Linked DNA regions of Homo sapiens: region 1 is linked to region 2. A link is a loop called in an ENCODE intact Hi-C map of the cell type or tissue named here. Cell type or tissue: gastrocnemius medialis. All regions are shown on one strand. Each heading gives the region's core, and the rest is flanking DNA. Links, peaks and the distances in the headings are about the cores only. Region 1 overlaps LOC105376025 (a long non-coding RNA gene). Region 2 overlaps VCP (valosin containing protein).

Region 1 (12,818 bases), core at 4,163-9,162, 48 kb after region 2:
ATGGATCACTGGAGGTCAGAAATTCGGGACCAGCCTGGCCAACATGGTGAAACCTTGTCTCTACCAAAAATACAAAAATTAGCTGGGCATGGTAGCACATGCCTGAAATCCCAGCTACTCAGGAGGCTGAGGCAGGAGAATTGCTTGAACCCAGTAGGTGTAGGTTTCTGTGAGTCAAGATCGTGTCACTGCACTCCAGCCTGGGCAACAAAGCGAGACTCTGCCTCAAAACAAACAAAACCCCCAGAAAACCCACAGTGATATACCATCTCATGCCAGTCAGAATGGCGATTACTAAAAAGTCCAGAAACAACAGATGCTGTCAAGGTTGCAGAGAAAAAGGAACACTTTTACACTGTTGGTGGGAGTGTAAATTGTGGAAGACAGTGTGGCAATTCCTCAAAGATCTAGAGGCAGGAATACCATTTGACCCAGCAATCCCATTACTGGGTAAATACCCAAAGGAATATAAATCATTCTGTTATAAAGAAAACGTGCATGTGTATGTTCATTGCAGCACTACTTGCAATACCAAAGACATGGAATCAACACAAATGCCCATAAATGATAGACTGGATAAAGAAAACATGGTACATACACACCATGGAATACTATGCAGCCATAAGAAGGAATGAGATCATGTCCTTTGCAGGGACATGGGTGGAGCTGGAAGCTGTTATCCTCAGCAAACTAACGCAGGAACAGAAAACCAAACACTGCGTGTTCTCACTTATAAGTGGGAGCTGAACAATGAAAACACATGGACACATGAGAGGAACAACACACACTGGGGCTTCTCAGTGGGAGGGAGAGCATCAGGAAGAATAGCTAATGGATGCTGGACTTAATACCAAGGCGATGGGTTGATCTGTGAAGCAAACCACCATGGCACACGTTTACATATATAATAAACCTGCACATCCTGCACATGTGCCTCAGAACTTAAAAGTCGAAGGAAATCAAAAACAAAAACAAATAGTTAACAAGAAAATAAGTTTATTTTTGTTGCTTTTTGTTTGTTTCTTTGTTTGTGATAAAGTCTTGCTCTGGCACCCCTGCTGGAGTGTAGTGGCATGATCACGGCTCACTGCAACCTGCAACCTCTGCCTCCCAGGTTCAAGTGATTCTTGTGCCTCAGCCTCCCAAGTAGCTGGGATTACAGGCATGCACCACTATGGCCTAGCTCATTTTTGTGTTTTTAGTAGAGGTGGTGTTTTGCCATGTTGGCCAGGCTGGTCTCAAACTCCTGGCCTCAAGCGATCCTCTTGCCTCAGCCTCCCAAAGTGCTGGGATTACAGGCATGAGCCACTGGGCTGGCCATCAGGGAAATAACTTTAAATGATAGCTATCACAGTTTTCATAAGTAATCTGGGTAAACTATTTTTAAAAATTAATTAGGTAAATGTAATGGAATAAATGCTTATAAATGATCTTATCATATAATTTAAAATCTAAAGTTATATGAAGTTAAATAATAGATATTCATTAAATGTCTGGGTCATTTCCTTTTAAAAAGTTATAGGAAAACATTTTTCTAAAAAAAGAAATGTGTTCTTATTTAAAGGAAAATAATTTTTGTCTAATTCCAAGGTTATTTAAAAGTTATTTATGAAACAAGATAAAGGTAGTCAGTAAATATGAGCAATGTAAAGAAAGTTACAAATATAAAGAGTTGTTTTTGGCAAGAAAGGTTAAAAGGAAAATAATTTTATGTAAGAAAGAATCTCGTGTGGTAAAATTTTGTCCTGAAATAAAATGACTGGTTATTTAAGAAAGAGGGATGTTTAGGATAAAACAGGAAGTCCAAGCATGTTGTAAATGATTTGTATCAAGTTGTCTGTAATTAAAGGGAAACTATTTATAATACTTTTTCTAGAGATTGGGTTTTGATCTAAAAAAAACAAACACTAAAGAATTGGTTAGAACAGCAAAATTTTCTTAAGGTATTGATTTACTCTTAATAAAATTACAAGAGATTTTAATTTTTTTTTTAGCCCAAAGTTCAACTTTTATTGCATTTTGCTGTTTTCAGCTTTCTCTCCCCTTTTAAAAGGCCTGAAATAATAACTCTCCTTCAACTCATTTTCAGCTCCTGTAAGTTTTTCTCCCCTCAGGTTCTAATTATTTGTTGTGGCCTGATGCTAAAAATGTTTTATCTTAAAGGTCTAAAGGAAATGTTTTCTTCTAACATAGTGTCCTGTGCTCTTGGCTTTAAATTGTTCTATGAATCTGAAAATTTTTACTTGTGACCCAGGAAACATTCTTCCTATGTCTAATTCAAGTACTATTTTCATTAGTTTTGACTTGCAGATTATCTAAATGGATTCCCCATAGGGAACAGAAATTACACTGCAGAAGGTCTTTGCTTTTGCCTTTTGGTAACTGGCCTAACAAACAGATTTTATGTTTTATTGAAATAATTCCTATATCATTACTATTAAGTTTTGGTTTGCTTAGAAAAAACTGAAAAAACATTCTAAATTAAAGTTATTGCATCCGTGTAACTTTCTGTATGTGCTTTTCAAGTTTTTGTGCCATTCAATTACAGGGTTTGACTCTTGAGTCTAAAAAGGACACTAAGTCCTGCTCAATCTTAAATACTGACAGCAGTTAAAGCCTCATCTTCAGACCTGGTAGAAGATGCCAATCAAAATAAACTGCTTTCATGAGACACAGGGCCAGAAATTAAACGTATTCGACTTCCCAAGGCTCAGGGACTATTGTGGAAGAGCTGGGTGCATGAGATTGTAAGGGCTGATGTTGAGAGATTAAATTAGTTTGGTTCTCTATAAACCTAACCATTAATGTCAAAGGCACACTGATGCAAAACCAGCATATGGCTGGTTTTTGAGCATTTTCTTAGAGCATTAGCACACTCCTTAAAAAAAGGTTATACAGGTTATAGAAAGGTTTATGGAAATTATATCTTACGGTCAAATGACTAAAATTTAGTAGATTTTGCTTATAATTTTTTTTTTGAGACAGAGTCTTGCTCTGTTGCCCAGGTTGGAGTGCGGTGGCACAATCTCAACTCACTGCAACCTCTGCCTCCTGGGTTCAAGCAATTCTCCTGCCTCAGCCTCCCAAGTAGCTGGGACTACAGGCACATGCCACCACACCTGGGTAATTTTTGTATTTTTAGTGGAGACAGGGTTTCACCATGTTGGCCAGGCTGGTCTCGAACTCCTGACCTCAAGTGATCCACCTGCCTTGGCGTCCCAAAGTGCTGGGATTACAGGCATGAGCCACCATGCCCAGCCTGTTTATAAAATTTTGAGAGATTTAGTTGTTCTTATGCTGTCTTTATTAGGGCTTATTGTTTAGGAAAGTAAGTCTCTTTTCTCAAAGAATAAAAGATTTTTCCTTTTTGAAATCTTTGAGTTATCATTTTGGCTAAAAAAAGAATTATTTTATAATATTTTACCATGATCCTATTTTGTGATATCAAGTGTTATATTTGACAAACTTTCCAAAATCAAATTCTGACTTTGCTTCCCTTAATTTTTTTTGATATTAGGTCTCCTGAAGTGCAAAAAAGACATATTTGGCTTGATATAAAATCATATAGGAAGTTTTATCAAATATGAAATGGTATTTACCATTTTTCAGATTCCTGTGATTGGGACTAGTCTTTTTTTTTTTTTTTTAAGATGGAGTCTCGTCCTGTTGCCCAGGCTGGAGTGCAGTGGCACGATCTCAGCTCACTGCAACCTCGGCCTCCTGGATTCAAGCGATTCTTCTGCCCCAGCCTCCCAAGTAGCTGGGATTACAGGCACGTGCCACCACGCCTGGCTAATTTTTGTGTTTTTAGTAGAGATGGGGTTTCACCATGTTGGTCAGGCTGGTCTCGAACTCCTGACCTCGTGATCCACCCACCTCGGCCTCCCAAAGTGCTGGGATTACACGCATGAGCCACCATGCCTGGCCTCGGATGAGTCTTAGTATATGTTGTCAGTAGTAATTATGCTTATCATGTAAAATTGTTGTATGCCACAGAAGTAACTAAATTTCCTTGTCAGTCCTGTCTAACTATGACTGTTCTAAGAGTTTTGTCATCCACAGTTGTTTTACTTTTATCCTTTTTTTTTTCTGAGAAAGAGTCATACTCTGTCACCCAGGCTGGAGTGCAGTGGTGCAATCTTGGCTCAATGCAATCTCTGCCTCCCGAATTCAAGTGATTCTTCCACCTCAGCCTCCCAAGTAGCTGGGATTACAGGTGCATGCCACCATGCCCAGCTAATTTTTGTATTTTTAGTAAAGATAGGGTTTTGCCATGTTGGCCAGGCTAATCTCAAACTCCTGACCTCAAGTGATCCACCCACCTCAGCTTTCCAAAGTGCTGGGATTACAGACATGAGCCACTGTGCCCAGCCTACTTTTATCCTTTTCAAAAGGTGATTTTATAAATAGCTATATGACTCTGACAGGTGCTTTTGAATGCAGGTTTCTGATAACTTGGGAGATTGTGACACTAGAATAGAGGAGAAACATCTAAGACTCCTGTAGACAGTTAATGTGTTCATAAACATTGAGCAGAACCGGAGTTAATTACATGGACTAAACTAATGGAAAACTGAAATAATCTTTTTATGACTTTGTTTGAAACATTGGTAATTCTTTTGTTTCTGAGTCCAGAAAACCCTTTTTCTTTGAGCTATTTACAGCTTTTAACAATTGGGTAAACTAAATTCCCGTGAGCAAAATCTGAAGCATATTCCTCTACCTGAATTCTCCAGAATTTGAAAACTATTAGCAAGTATACTTAATTTATAGCAGTCTAGTTATTTGCATAAGTTCAATAAGAATCTGTTTTCTTTTGTAACAGGATACAATTGAAGACACTGGTTATTTTACCAAGGCTTTGATTGGAATGGCTTACTTTCAGATATAAATCAACTGCTTTAAGGAATCAAAGTTGACTTACAGAGTCATAAAAGCCCCTTGGGAAAGCTGGCCTCATGCCTTTCCACACAGTTCCTGTACAGTTTCCTGACGTGTGGTAAGTAAAGCATGTCACTTTCTGGGCCAGCTGTGGTGCCTCATACCTGTAATCCCAGCACTTTGGGAGGCCAAGGTGGGTGGATCACTTAAGGTCAGAAGTTTGAGACCAGTTGGCCAACAGGCCAACAGAGCAAAACCCCATCTCTACTAAAAATAAAAAAATGAGTTGGGCATGGTGGCATGTGCATGTAATTCCAGCTATTTGGGAGGCTGAGGCACGAGAATCACTTGAACCTAGGTGGCAGAGGTTGCAGTGAGCCGATATTGCACCATTGCACTCCAGCCTGGGTGACAGAGTGAGACTTTGTCTCAAAAAAAAAAAAAAAGTCACTTTCTGATAGGCCCAGGAGACTCAAATTATCTTGGGAATTCACCCAATTAATACAGGTATCTGCAGGTACAGGCTAGGCTCAAGTCCAATCTGAAATTTCTTATGGAATAAAGTTCCAGCAAAGCCAGTTTTTTTTTTTTTAAAGAGCCTATATGGCAAATAATTTTTTCTTTTTTGAGACAGAATCTTGCTCTGTTGCCCAGGCTGGAGTACAGTGGCACGATCTGGGCTCACTGCAACTTCTGCCTCTGAGATTCAAGTGATTCTCATGCCTCAGCCTCCTGAATATCTGGACTACAGGCATGTGCCACCATGCCTGGCTAGTTTTTGTATTTTTAGTGGAGATGGGTTTTCTCCCTGTTGCCCAGGCTGGTCTTGAACTTCTGGCCTCAAGTGAGCCACCTGTTTCGGCCTCCCAAAGTGCTGGGATTACAGGTGTGAGCCACTGCGCCCAGCCAGCACATAATTATTCTTGCTGACTTCATGCAAATACACAGGCCAAGTATAATAAGACTAACACTTATTTTATGCATAAATTTGTCCTATGATTTGTATTTAGTGAAAATGGGGACTGGAGAGAGAAAAATTATTTTTCAAAGTGAACTATAGTGTACCTGTTATTAGATTCTAGTCTTGCCTAATATTTTTCAATTTTTATTATTTTCTAGTTTGGACTGAATTTAAAAATTTTGGGGGGGTACAGGTATTCAAAATAATATTTTCAATTTTTTTCTTCTTTCCTTCCTTTTTTTCCATTTTTTGTGATTTGAAATCACTAAAAGTTATGCTGTGCTTTCTTAAAACCCTGTGAACTGAAGCTACACAACTTAAACTTCAGAAGAAAATAACAGCAACCTATATGCCAGCCTACTGATGTATGAACTTCAGAGAAAAATGGCTCTATCTTTTCATTTGTTTGTTGTTTTCTTTCTTTCTGTCCCTATTTTCTGTTTGTAGAACATGATACTTTACAACCTGCTAAAAATGAGCTTTTCTAATAATGTGAGACCTACCTGTCTAGAATAGATCATCCTAGCTATAAGTGATCAGAAAAACCTGAGACTGGAGACTCATTTTCTTCTAAAATGCTCTTTCTGAAAGATTTTAAAAAGAAACAGAAAAAATGTGAAAGGAAAATAAATCTCGGATTCCAAAATCACTAAGCCAAGGGAAAAGTCAAGCTGGAAACTATGTCAGGCGAACCTACCTCCCATTTTATTCCTAAATAAGACAGCTACAAAGATAAAAAAAAAATCTCCCTCACAATTTGCCCACAAGGAAATTTCTTGTGGGCCTCAAGATCTTTACCCTGAAACAGTTCTGTTGAATTTCACCCTGGCAATGTAAACTGATAGCTTATTTTCACAGATGTGGGACAGGAAGTCATCCCTCTGCTCACCTGAGACAATTGCATATCCGATTGCTTCCTGTGCCCTATTGTTTATGTAAAAATGCAGATACACTGAGACAGACTAAACTTTTTTTTTCTTTTTCTTTTTTTTTTTTTTTTTTTTGAGTCAGAGTCTCACCCTGTCACCCAGGCTGGAGTGCAGTGGTGCAATCTCAGCTCACTGCAACCCTTGCCTTCCAGGTTCAAGTTATTCTCCTGCCTCAGCCTCCCATATAACTGGGACTATAGGCACATGCCCTCATGCCCGGCTAATTTTTGTATTTTTAGTATAGGGGTTTCTCTATGTTGGCCAAGGCTGGTCTCAAACTCCTGAGAGTGAGAGGTCCTGAGAGACCTCGAGTGATCCACCCGCCTCAGCCTCCCAAAGTGCTGGGATTACAGGTGTGAGCTACCATGCCTGGCTCAGACTAAATTGTGTATTCAGTGAAAGGCTGATCAAGGACTCAAAAGAATGCAACCTTTTGTCTTTTATCTACCTATAACCTGGAAGCCCACCCTCACCCCCATCCCACTTTTGAGTTGTCCCACCTTTCCTGACTGAGCCAATGCACATCTTACACATATTATGTCTCATGTCCCCCTAAAATGTATAAAACCAAGCTGTATCCCAACCACCTTGGGCACATGTCATCAGGACCTCTTGAGGCTGTGTCATGGGCGTGTCCTTAACCTTGGCAAATTAAACTTTCTAAATTGTTTGAGACCTGTCTCAGATATTTTGGGTTCATAGGTGATTCTTTTCCTGCTGGAACTGATTGTAAGCAGGTAAAAGCAGCCACGCCACTTCTTGAAGGCTTTGCTGCTTAGAAATTTCTTCCACCAGATGTCCTAGGTCTTTACTCTTAAGTTTGACCTTCTACAGAGTCCTAGAGCATGGAGACAATGCAGCCAGTTCTTTGTTTATACTAACAAGGTTTGGTCCAGTTCCTAATAAATTCTTAATTTGTATCTGAGATGTCAGCTTGGCCTTTACTGTCTATATTTGTATGAACATTTTGATCACAACCACTTAATCAATCTCTAAGAAGTTCCAAACTTTCCCTCAGGAAAAGTTTGCCCTGGCTGGTTTTGAACTCCTGGCTTCAAGTAATCCTCCCACCTTGGCCTCTCAAAGTGCTGGGATGACAGGCATAAGCCACCATTCTCAGCTGATGCCTTCCATTACTTGTTCTTGTTGAATAGCTCTGGTTAGAACTTCCATTACAATATTGAATAGCAGGGCATCCTTTTCTTGTTCCTGATCTTAGGGGGAAAACTTTCAGTATTTCATCATTGATATCCTGCTAGCTGTGGCTTTCTCATAAATGCTTTATATCGTGTTGGGAAATGGTCTCTTTATTCCTAGTTTTCTTAATTTTTATCATTAAAAGGTTAGATTTTGTTAAATACTTTTTCTGTGTCAACTGAAATGATCATTTGGTTTTTCCCCTTCATTCTGTTAATATGATGTGTTACATGGATTGATTTTCTTATGTGTAATCACCCCTGCATTCTTGGAATAAATTCCACTTGGTTATGGTGAATGATCATTTTAATTTGCTGTTGAGTTCAACCTGCTAATATTTTATTGAGGATTTTATCATCTATATTTATAAAGGATATTGGTCTGTAATTTTCTTTTCTAATGATGTCTTTATCTGCCTTTGGTATCAGGGTAATGCTAACCTCATAGAATTAGTTAGAAAGTTTTTCTCTGCTTCATTTTTTTGGAAGAGTTTAAGAAGGATTGTTGTTAATTCTTTAAATGTTTAGTAGTTGATATCTGCATCATCATCCTAAGGGTGTCTCCAGCTATATTCATCTCAGTTTTCAATTTGCTTTTCTGTCCTATCAGTTTTCTCTGTGGAAGGCAAATATGTTCCATGAAGAAGGCTGTTAGATGTTGTATAGAACTCCTCTCCATATTTTTCTCTTAGTTTTTAATATATTTCTATGTCAGGTTTGATCTGCTTGGTCAACAAATGATACTGGTGTAACTGGGAAGTGGCATAATGTAAAAATCCCAGATTGGAGTTTTTCCTTTTCCTCTCCCATCTTTCTGTATCTTTTCTCATAGTCTTTTTGTGAACATTCTTTTTTTTTTCTCCTTCTTCCTGCAATTCCCATTTGAAATGAGCCTTATTAACTTCCCAGTTTGCAGGTAGTTTTAAGTCTTTTATCGTCCTCCACAACTTCTTGGCGATTTAATTTCCAAGCTTCAGTCTCTTTCAGGTGCAGCTCCCAGAATTTGTGCAGTCTTGGTTCATGCTTCTGAGTGGCCAGCTCCTCAGCTGCTGCAAAAGCCTCCTTCTCCATGCTGTCCACTGACACCTTCTCAGCCATAGTCTCAGCTGTCCTATGGCAGTGCTTTTCTCCATACTGTACCCCCCAACTCCCCATTTTGATACACAGTTTTGCTGGGCATAGACTTTTTTCTCTTGTACTCTTAGTATGCCCATCCCCTGCCTTCTCGATGGCTCCTGATGACAAATCAGCTGTTAATCTTATTGAGGATCCCTTGTATGTGAAAAGTCATTTTTCTCTTGCCTCTTTCAAGATGATATTTTTCTCTTTGTCTTTGACAGTTTGATTATGTTGTGTTTAGGTGTGGATCTCTTGTTGTTTATCCTGCTTGGAGCTCATTGAGCTTTTTGGATGTGTAGATTAATCTAATTTGGGAAGTTTTCAAACATTATTTCTTCAAATATTTATGCCTTTCTCTTCTCTTTCTCAGGCTATTGTTATTTATTTTTATGTTCTTATACTTGAGGGTGTTCTACAGGTTTTATAGGTTTTGTTCATTTTTCATCATTCTTTTTTCTTTCTGTTTCTCAAATTGGATAATCTCAGTTTCTCAAATTGGATAATCAGTGAACCTTCAAGTTCACTGATTTTCATTCTGCCTTCTCAACTCTGCTCTTGAGCTCCTATCAAATTTTTCATTTCAGTTATTATACTTTTCAACCCCAGGGTTTCTATTTGGTTATTAAAAAATAATTTCTACCTCCTTATTGATAAGTTCTATTGAGTGAGCCATTATTTCCACACTTCTCTTAAGGTTTTTAGTCTTTTTTTTGTTGGCAACAGGTTCTTACTTTGTCATCCAGGCTGGAGCATAGTGGCTCATGGCTCATTGCAGCCTCAATCTCCTGGGCTCAAGCCATCTTCCCATCTTAGACTCCTGTGTAGCTGGGACCACAGGCAGGTACCACCATTCCCTGCTAATTATTTCATTGTATTTGTAGAGATGGGGTCTTCCCATGTCACCCAGGCTGGTCTCGAAATCCTGGCCTCAAGCAATTCACCTGCCTCAGCCTCCCAAAGCACCAGGATTACAGAGTGAGCCACTGCTTGGCCTAGACAAAGTTTTTCTTCGTTTTGTTTTTTTTTTTTTTTAACATATTTTAAATAGTAGATTTAGCTAGGCATAGTGGCTCACACCTGTAATCCTAGCACTTTGGGAGCCTGAGGTGGGGGGATTGTTGAAGCCAGGAGTTTGAGAACAACCTGGACAACATAGTGAGACCTTGCCTCTATAATTTTTTTTTCAAGGCTGACTTATAGTTTTTTTAGTAAATCAAATGTTTGGGCTTCCTGAGTCACTTTTTGTTGATTGCTTTTTTCCCTTCACGTGTGTATATAGGCCATTCTCTTTTTTGCTTTGCATGTCTTATAGTTGTTGAAAACTGGACATTTAGAACAGTATTTTCATGCGCGTCCATGTGAAGAGACCACCAAACAGGCTTTGTGTGAGCAACAAGGTTGTTTATTTCACCTGGGTGCAGGCAGGCTGAGTCCGAAAAGAGAGTCAGCCAAGGGAGATAGGGATGGGGCCGTTTTATAAGATTTGGGTAGGTAAAGGAAAATTACAGTCAAAGGGGGGTTGTTCTCTGGTGGGCAGGAGTGGGGGTCACAAGGTGGTCAGTAGGGGAGCTTTTGAGCCAGGAAGAGCCAGGAGAAGGAATTTCACAAGATAATGTCATCAGTTAAGGCAGGAACTGGCCATCTGGATGTGTACATGCAGGTCACAGGGGATATGATGGCTTAGCTTGGGCTCAGAGGCCTGACATTCCTGTCTTCTTATATCAATAAGAAAAATAAAACGAAATAGTGGTAAAGTGTTGGGATGGCAAAAATTTTTGGGGGTGGTATGGAGAGATAATGGGCGATGTTTCTCAGGGCTGCTTCGAGCGGGATTAGGGGCGGCATGGGAACCTAGACTGGGAGAGATTAAGCTGAAGATTTTGTGGTAAGGGGTGATATCGTGGGATTGTTAGAAGAAACATTTAGAATTATTGGTGATGGCCTGGATATGGTTTTGTATGAATTGAAAAACTAAACGGAATAAGAGAAGGAGAAAAACAGGTATTAAAGGTCTAAGAATTGGGAGGACTTAGGACATCTAATTAGAGAGTGCCTAAGGAGATTCAGCATAGTCCTGCCAGCAAAGATTATTCATTTACTTTAAGAGTTAAGAGTGGCAGTTTGGGGATAGCACCAATATCAGCTGTGATGGCTTGGAGAAACAGTGTAAACTGGCAGTGTAAACAAGAGCAGGGCATGTATGAGTAGTTGAGAACAGTGAATAGGAGTATGACTAGACAGAAGATAGTAGGGATGACAAGTTTTTTGGGGCACAGTCCAAGTTGGTCTTGTGTCTGGAATGAGACTGGGGCTTAATAAAAAGGAGCATCTATACAAGAGCTCAAATGGGCTGTACCCTGTAGTATTCTGAGGACAGGCCTGAATTCTGAGAACGGAGAGTGGTAAAAGTATTGTCCAGTCCTTTTTAAGTTGGTGGCTGAGTTTGGTGAGGTTTTAAAAGACCATTAGTCCGTTCTACCTTTCCTGAAGACTGAGGACTGTAAGGGATATAAAGGTTTCACTGAATACTAAGAGCCTGAAAAAATGCTTGGCTGATTTGACTAATAAAGGCCAGTCTGCTATTGGACTGTATAGAGGTGGGAAGGCCAAACCGAGGAATTATGTCTGACAGAAGGGAAGAAATGACAGCAGTGGCCTTCTCAGACCTTGTAGGAAAGGCCTTTACTTATCCAGTGAAAGTGTCTACTTAGACTAAGAGGTATTTTTGTTTTCTGACTCGGGGCATGTTGAGTAAAGCCAATTTGCCAGTCCTGGGTAGGGGCAAATCTCCGAGCTTGATGTGTAGGGAAGGGAGGGGGCCTGAATAATCCTTGAGGAGTAGTAGAATAGCAGATAGAACACTGAGAAGTTATTTCCTTGAGGATAGATTGCCATGATGGAAAGGAAATGAGAGGTTCTAAGAAGTGGGCTAGTGGCTTGTACTATAGCATAGCCTGCCTTTGCTGGTGTGTGGCCATTAGGCCTGGTGGAACTGCCATCAATAAACCAAGTGTGATCAGGGTGAGGAACAGGAAAGAAGGAAATATGGGGAAATGGGGTGAATGTCAGGTGGATCAGAGAGATACAGTCATAGGGGACAGGTGTGGTATCAGGAATAATGTGGGAGGCCGGATTGAAGTCTGGGCCAGGAACAGTGGTAATTGTGGGAGACTTAACAAAGAGTGAGTACAGCTGAAGGAGCCGGGGAGCAGAAAATATATGTGTCAGGTGTGAAGAAGAAAATAGATTTTGGAAGTTATGAGAACTGTAGAGAGTGAGTTGAGCATAGTTTGTTATATTAAGGGCCTCTAAAGTATTAGGGCGGCAGCAGCCACTGCACGGAGACAGGATGGCCAGCCTAAAACAGGAAGGTGAAGTTGTTTGGACAAAAAGGCTACAGGACGTGATCCTGGTCCTTATGTAAGAATTCTGACTGCACAGCCCTGCACTTCAGCTGTGGGTAATGAAAAGGGTTGAGATGAGTCAGGGAGAGCTAGGGTGGGGGCAGTCTCTAAAGCTGTCTTCAAGGAATGGAAAGAGGAGTGGGGAAAGGATTTAGAATCTATGGGTCAGCTAGGTTTCTTTTTGTGAGTTTATATAATGGTTTTGTTAGGATGGCAAAACCAGGTATCTAAAGTCAAAAGTATCTAACTATGCCTAGGAAGGAAAGGAGTTGTTGTTTTGTAGAAGGTGTTGGGGTTTGAGAGATCAGCTGGACATGATCAGCAGGGA
Region 2 (6,566 bases), core at 1,149-6,148:
CTCAAAAAAGAAAAAGACTGGGTGTTCTTTGGAGAACTAACCATCTTTCAGGGATGAGAAACCTGCCAGCTATTCATTTCTGGGCCTAATTGTTTCTTGGATTTACCTAATGCCAGGAATTTCAAAAAACTAGACTGAACCCAAAATATATAAGTGATTGAAATCATTTTTGAAGTAAAGCTGATGGTGGCTTCAGGCCTCTGCCCATTCCCAGGGTTTCCAGCTTCAGATTTTAGAGACCCCTTCTCAGTAAGACTACGAGTAATGTGAGAGGCAAGGACTGTGCTAGAAATCTTTGCCTTGGGATTTTTGTAGTTGTTCTTTGAGGCCGGATCCCTTTAGAGGAGAATCTTTTTTAAATTTAATTTAATTTTTAATGAGATGGAGTCTTGCTGTATTGCCCAGGAACTCCTGGACTCAAGCATTCCTCCCACCTCTGCCTCCCAAAGTGCTGGGATTACAGATGTGAGCCACCATGCCGGGTTGAGAATCTTCTTATACGGTAGGTTTTTGCACACTAGGTAGTGGAATGATTTAGAGAAACTCAGCTTTTGCTGATATAATATTCTTGCCTTCTCCTTTCTTTATCTCCTCCATATTCAGGATGAGGAAGAGTCCTTGAATGAAGTAGGGTATGATGACATTGGTGGCTGCAGGAAGCAGCTAGCTCAGATAAAGGAGATGGTGGAACTGCCCCTGAGACATCCTGCCCTCTTTAAGGCAATTGGTGTGAAGGTGAGCATCCTGGGCTCTGGAATCAAGTCTAAAGTGGTGCCAATGTCTAATCCTGTCCCAATGTCTAATCCTGGGACTGTTTTCATGCATGGCTTTCATTATTGCCTTGGATTAGAGGGGCAATAACGTATCCTTTAGTTTACCTAAGGCTCTAAATTCATTAGAGCTGATGGTCTAAAACCAGAGTAGGCTAATCAAATTGTCTGTTGTGTGCGTGTGCGCACAAAACACACACACATATATATATGGGTTTTTCTTTACAACTCTTAGAATATAAAAGCCATTCTTGTATCAATGGACCCTGTAAAAACAAATCTCACCATAGTTTGCCAGCCTGTCTAGAGCAATGTCACCCAGTAGAAGTAAGGAAGTTAAGGAAATTTTCAGAGTGTTAAAGGGTTCTGAGTCTAAAACATTTGAGAACTATTGGTCTAGAGTGTAGCTTCTCAATCTTTTCCTAGTGGGAAAGTGTTTCCATGGAACACACTGAAGATGAAGTTACTCATTTTCCTAGTGGGTGGCACACAAATAATTTCATTTTCTATGTGGACAGTTTACATGTTCTGCTTGTGGATGAGGCCATAGAAAGGGTAGTGTTGAAGAAGAAAAATGATGATTGTAAGGAACAGCATTCCAGTGTGATAAATTCTGGAGGGCATGATTACTGGAGTGAGTGATCCTCTGGCAATGAAGAAAATAGACCCTGCTCTCTTAAATGGCTTAGCTAGTCTTTGGCCCTTGGTCTGTCTAAAATTGAGCCCTTAGTGTAATGGCCTCTTGCCTTTCCCTAGTCATGTATCTTCAAACGCATTTGGACTACAGTTTCTCTGCCCTTAGTCTCCTATGCAAGTTGCAATCATAAATGTTGCCCACTTTCTAGCAGTATTTTCCCTGCTAGTAATAGAAATGAGTGTGGCCTAAAGTAATTGTCTTCTTAGCATTTACTGCGGAGGGCTTATTCTTAATATTGTCAGGGTTGAAGCCTGATTCTCACCCTCTCTGGAGCGCTAGTCAAGCCATTTTAGGGTTTGGGAGAAGGTGGGAACCTAATCACACTCTGCATTGGTCCACAGCCTCCTAGAGGAATCCTGCTTTACGGACCTCCTGGAACAGGAAAGACCCTGATTGCTCGAGCTGTAGCAAATGAGACTGGAGCCTTCTTCTTCTTGATCAATGGTGAGATATTTGGTTCATCTTATGTCTAGCTAGACCCAATTTTGAACTGGGCTTATGAGCTGGAGCACTTATGAACACATCCTTTTTGCACCCATGCCCTCCTTCATGTTTATAGCATATTTCTTATGCTGGGGTATGTTACAGACAGAAGAGCAATAAAGGGAAGATATTTTACATTGGTGCTCCCTGTCCTGCCCCCTTTGAGAAAGATTGTGGACAGACTGCAGAGCGGGAGCAAGCTAGAATGAGAAATCAAAGGGTGAATGGTTAGTGATTTGAGAGGGTTTGGGGCAAATGAACTTTGATCACTGGCTCTTGGAGAATGCTGTTTAGTGGTGTGCCATCTGGTGTGCCATCTCTCTTGCTCTAGCCAGAGGTCCTAGAGCATTTGCTGTCACCTTTACAGTTCAACTGTGAGAAGAGTATAGTGAGTCCCTGGGCTTCTCTCCAGCCTTGCCTGGTGGCTGTCCTGGGATAATGGCTGGTAGAGGATGTGAGAAGTAGGCAGAGGTTACCACCTTCTCACCCAGGACCTGTCTCTGGGCCAAACAAGCAAGATAACTGATTTTTGGGAGGAATTGGGAAAGACTATCATTTTGTTATTGTCTCCATTCTGTATCCTTTCAGGTCCTGAGATCATGAGCAAATTGGCTGGTGAGTCTGAGAGCAACCTTCGTAAAGCCTTTGAGGAGGCTGAGAAGAATGCTCCTGCCATCATCTTCATTGATGAGCTAGATGCCATCGCTCCCAAAAGAGAGAAAGTAGGAGCTTACCTGAGGGGATAGAGGGGGGTTGAAAGGCCCTGACTTCACTTCTGACCAGACATCCTGTTCTGGCAGACTCATGGCGAGGTGGAGCGGCGCATTGTATCACAGTTGTTGACCCTCATGGATGGCCTAAAGCAGAGGGCACATGTGATTGTTATGGCAGCAACCAACAGACCCAACAGCATTGACCCAGCTCTACGGCGATTTGGTAAGGACTCCAGATACTTTTGACCCCGTCCTTGCTTAGGTCCTACTTCTCTCCTTCATCTAAGTCACCTAATCCTCTTGAAGCCCTTCACAGTGATTGGGTCCAGGGGTCTTTTTCCTTTACCCTACGTCCTGTCTAGAGTGACCAACCACCCTGGTTTTCCTGAGACTGAAAGGTTTCCCAGAGCTTGAGACTTTTTTAGTGCTGGCATTAGGACAATCCTGTGCTGGCTGAGATGGTTGGTCACCCTAGGCCTGTCTCTTACCTCTGGACTAGAGATGAGCCCTGTTTATGTTTGTGTACTGTCCCACAGGTCGCTTTGACAGGGAGGTAGATATTGGAATTCCTGATGCTACAGGACGCTTAGAGATTCTTCAGATCCATACCAAGAACATGAAGCTGGCAGATGATGTGGACCTGGAACAGGTGAAGTGATGATGATGGCTGACCAGGCGTTACAGTGTCTCTAGGCAGTTGCTGGGAACTGGCTAGAGACATAAGGTTAAGATGTGAGGAGATGGGTTTTGATTTCTGGACAGGGGAAAGGAAGTAATCTGAGATTGAATCCAGGAAATGGGAGTTGGCATTTTTCATAGTTGACGCTGCATTTAGAGTAAATCAGAATTGTTGGAGCAGCCTTATTTCTAGGTCCCAAGTCCAGAATTAAGTACTTAAAACCCAGCCCATAAAGGTATTGATAGTATATATTCAAGGAAATGAGAGGACCCAGGGATAGCAGTCAGGGGAAGGATTCTATTGTCTCTGAGCCTCCTGCAGCAGCTGGGTCTTTGAGGCAGCATAGTAAGTAGATCTTTCTCTGCAGGTAGCCAATGAGACTCACGGGCATGTGGGTGCTGACTTAGCAGCCCTGTGCTCAGAGGCTGCTCTGCAAGCCATCCGCAAGAAGATGGATCTCATTGACCTAGAGGATGAGACCATTGATGCCGAGGTCATGAACTCTCTAGCAGTTACTATGGATGACTTCCGGGTAAGGACCACACCCGTGCCTCAGGTACACACATACGTGCTTTGACCCCTCCCTTGATAAGTCTCATCCCCAGTTTTCCCTCCTTTTCTAGTGGGCCTTGAGCCAGAGTAACCCATCAGCACTGCGGGAAACCGTGGTAGAGGTGCCACAGGTAACCTGGGAAGACATCGGGGGCCTAGAGGATGTCAAACGTGAGCTACAGGAGCTGGTCCAGGTAGGGCAACTTGGTCCAGGGTGAGTCACTGTCTCAGTACATTGTAATTGATCTGGGTGATCTCAGGGTGTCAACACATTTGCTGCAAGAGTTGTGAGAGCACGACTTAGGAACCTACTGTTCTTAGGTTTGAGGCACTAAGGAGTCTTCTTCTAGAGAACCTGGATCTGATACCATTGGGTACACCATGAAATAATGGAGGGGATGCTTCTGTTTAGTTAGGTTTCTTTCAAAATGTGGAGGTAGCCTTGAACCCTCTTTCCTTTTCCTCCTAGTATCCTGTGGAGCACCCAGACAAATTCCTGAAGTTTGGCATGACACCTTCCAAGGGAGTTCTGTTCTATGGACCTCCTGGCTGTGGGAAAACTTTGTTGGCCAAAGCCATTGCTAATGAATGCCAGGCCAACTTCATCTCCATCAAGGGTCCTGAGCTGCTCACCATGTGGTTTGGGGAGTCTGAGGCCAATGTCAGAGAAATCTTTGACAAGGTGAGCTACAATAGGCTGAACTATGTATTGATTTGCCTGAGGGCAAGGAATAGAGGCTGTTTTTCTTTAAGAGGGTTGAAATATTCTTAGTGCTGGCTGCTCAACTGCACAGTAAGTCACTTGATTTTCTTTCTGAGGTCTGAGAGACCTAGTGTTATTTTTTTTTTCTCTCTCTCTCTCTTGAGACAGGGTCTGGCTCTGTTGCCCAGGTTGGAGGGCAGTGGTACAGTCATGGCTCACTGTAACCTTGAAACCTGGGCTTAAGCAATTCTCCTACTTCAGCCTCCTGAGTAGCTGGGACTATAGGCATGCGTCACCACATCTGGCTAATTTTTTATTTTTTGTAGAGACAAAGTCTCAGTATGTTGCCCATGCTGGTTTCGGATTTCTGGCCTCAAGTGATCCTCCCACCTTGGCCTCCCAAAGTGCTGGGAATACAGGTGTGAGCCACCACGTTTGCCTAGAGACATCTAGTTTTGTTAGTGCTTGAATCAATCCATTCCTCCTACAGGCCCGCCAAGCTGCCCCCTGTGTGCTATTCTTTGATGAGCTGGATTCGATTGCCAAGGCTCGTGGAGGTAACATTGGAGATGGTGGTGGGGCTGCTGACCGAGTCATCAACCAGATCCTGACAGAAATGGATGGCATGTCCACAAAAAAAAATGTGTTCATCATTGGCGCTACCAACCGGCCTGACATCATTGATCCTGCCATCCTCAGACCTGGCCGTCTTGATCAGCTCATCTACATCCCACTTCCTGATGAGAAGTCCCGTGTTGCCATCCTCAAGGCTAACCTGCGCAAGTCCCCAGTTGCCAAGGCAGGTGCAAGATCATGGGCTGTGGGAGACTTGCATGAGTCCTCAGGCTGGTACGGAGTGCTCTTTAGTTTCTGGACAAGATTCCACTGGGGTTAGGGTTGGTCTAAAGGGAAGGTAGAATTTTTGAGGATATCAAGATAATCTAGAATCAGGAATAAAATGGGGTGGCCAAAGAAGGGGCAAACTGTAGTTGGGAGTGCTCGGGTAGCCCAAAGATCTGCGTATCTCGAGAGGAGAGGCTAAATGCTAAGGTACCTCTGCTGCTGCTTTTAGGATGTGGACTTGGAGTTCCTGGCTAAAATGACTAATGGCTTCTCTGGAGCTGACCTGACAGAGATTTGCCAGCGTGCTTGCAAGCTGGCCATCCGTGAATCCATCGAGAGTGAGATTAGGCGAGAACGAGAGAGGCAGACAAACCCATCAGCCATGGTGAGTCTGCATCCTTTCCCCAGATGTGCCAATCATGGAGAGCCAGGCAGCAGCCACCACCATGCCCTGGAGTTGAGAGTAGAAGCTGTTGGAAAGATCATCTAACTGAGAAGAATTTTAATAGGGCATCAAAGATAAAGAATGCTGAGGTGAATCCATTCAATTTGGAATAAGGCCGAGAAGAGATGGTCAGGCTCCATTCTCAGTCTGAACCAAGCTCCATGAGGGAAATCAAAGTATGAGAGTGCAGCAAACACAGCAAGGTTTTTTTTGTTTTTTGTTTTTTGTTTTTTTTTTGAGACGAAGTCTCACTCTGTTGCCCAGACTGGAGTGCAGTGGCACGATCTTGGCTCACTGCAACTTCTGCCTCCCAGGTTCAAGCGATTCTCCTGCCTCAGCCTCCCGAGTAGCTGGGACTACAGGCACATGCCACCATGTCCGGCTAGTTTTTTGTATTTTTTTTTTAGTAGAAACGTGGTTTCACCACGTTAGCCAGGATGGTCTCGATCTCCTGACCTTGTGATGTGCCCACCTCGGCCTCCCAAAGTGCTGGGATTACAGGCGTGAACCACAGAGCAAGGTTTTGAGCTGAGATGAGACTCATATACTTATCCCTGATGGTTGGGGAAGGGATAGGGTCCACAGACCTCCCAAAATGAAAAGGCAAATTCATGTGTTTGTAAGTTCCATAAAGGTAAGATCTCTGTCATCTCACTTGTTTTCCACTATGTCTTGTGTTAC

What was found. Peaks named below come from ENCODE experiments on the same cell type or tissue, not always from the same donor. Only the 100,000 strongest peaks of a DNase experiment are listed, where the experiment ranks them.
Region 1: it touches region 2 in a loop (2.1-fold over the local background); 4 of 110 quality-filtered maps call a loop at or near these places.

What each region holds. Positions count from the first base shown.
Region 1 is chr9:35,006,946-35,019,763 of GRCh38, reverse strand. It overlaps LOC105376025 (a long non-coding RNA gene), which reads left to right. Exons shown (of 4, transcript XR_929579.3): 3 at 4,826-4,999; 4 at 6,115-8,266. It also overlaps the pseudogene SYF2P2. Among named protein-coding and RNA genes, the nearest start is that of DNAJB5, 24 kb to the right of the region's middle. In gastrocnemius medialis, for the core only: no CTCF peak of the experiment used is centred there; no DNase peak of the experiment used is centred there; H3K27ac peaks cover 828 bases.
Region 2 is chr9:35,058,323-35,064,888 of GRCh38, reverse strand. It overlaps VCP (valosin containing protein), which reads left to right. Exons shown (of 17, transcript NM_007126.5): 6 at 604-735; 7 at 1,809-1,911; 8 at 2,539-2,672; 9 at 2,751-2,886; 10 at 3,200-3,312; 11 at 3,710-3,874; 12 at 3,966-4,088; 13 at 4,364-4,576; 14 at 5,088-5,396; 15 at 5,670-5,825. Among named protein-coding and RNA genes, the nearest start is that of VCP, 11 kb to the left of the region's middle. In gastrocnemius medialis, for the core only: no CTCF peak of the experiment used is centred there; a DNase peak (open chromatin) is centred at 4,086; H3K27ac peaks cover 1,083 bases.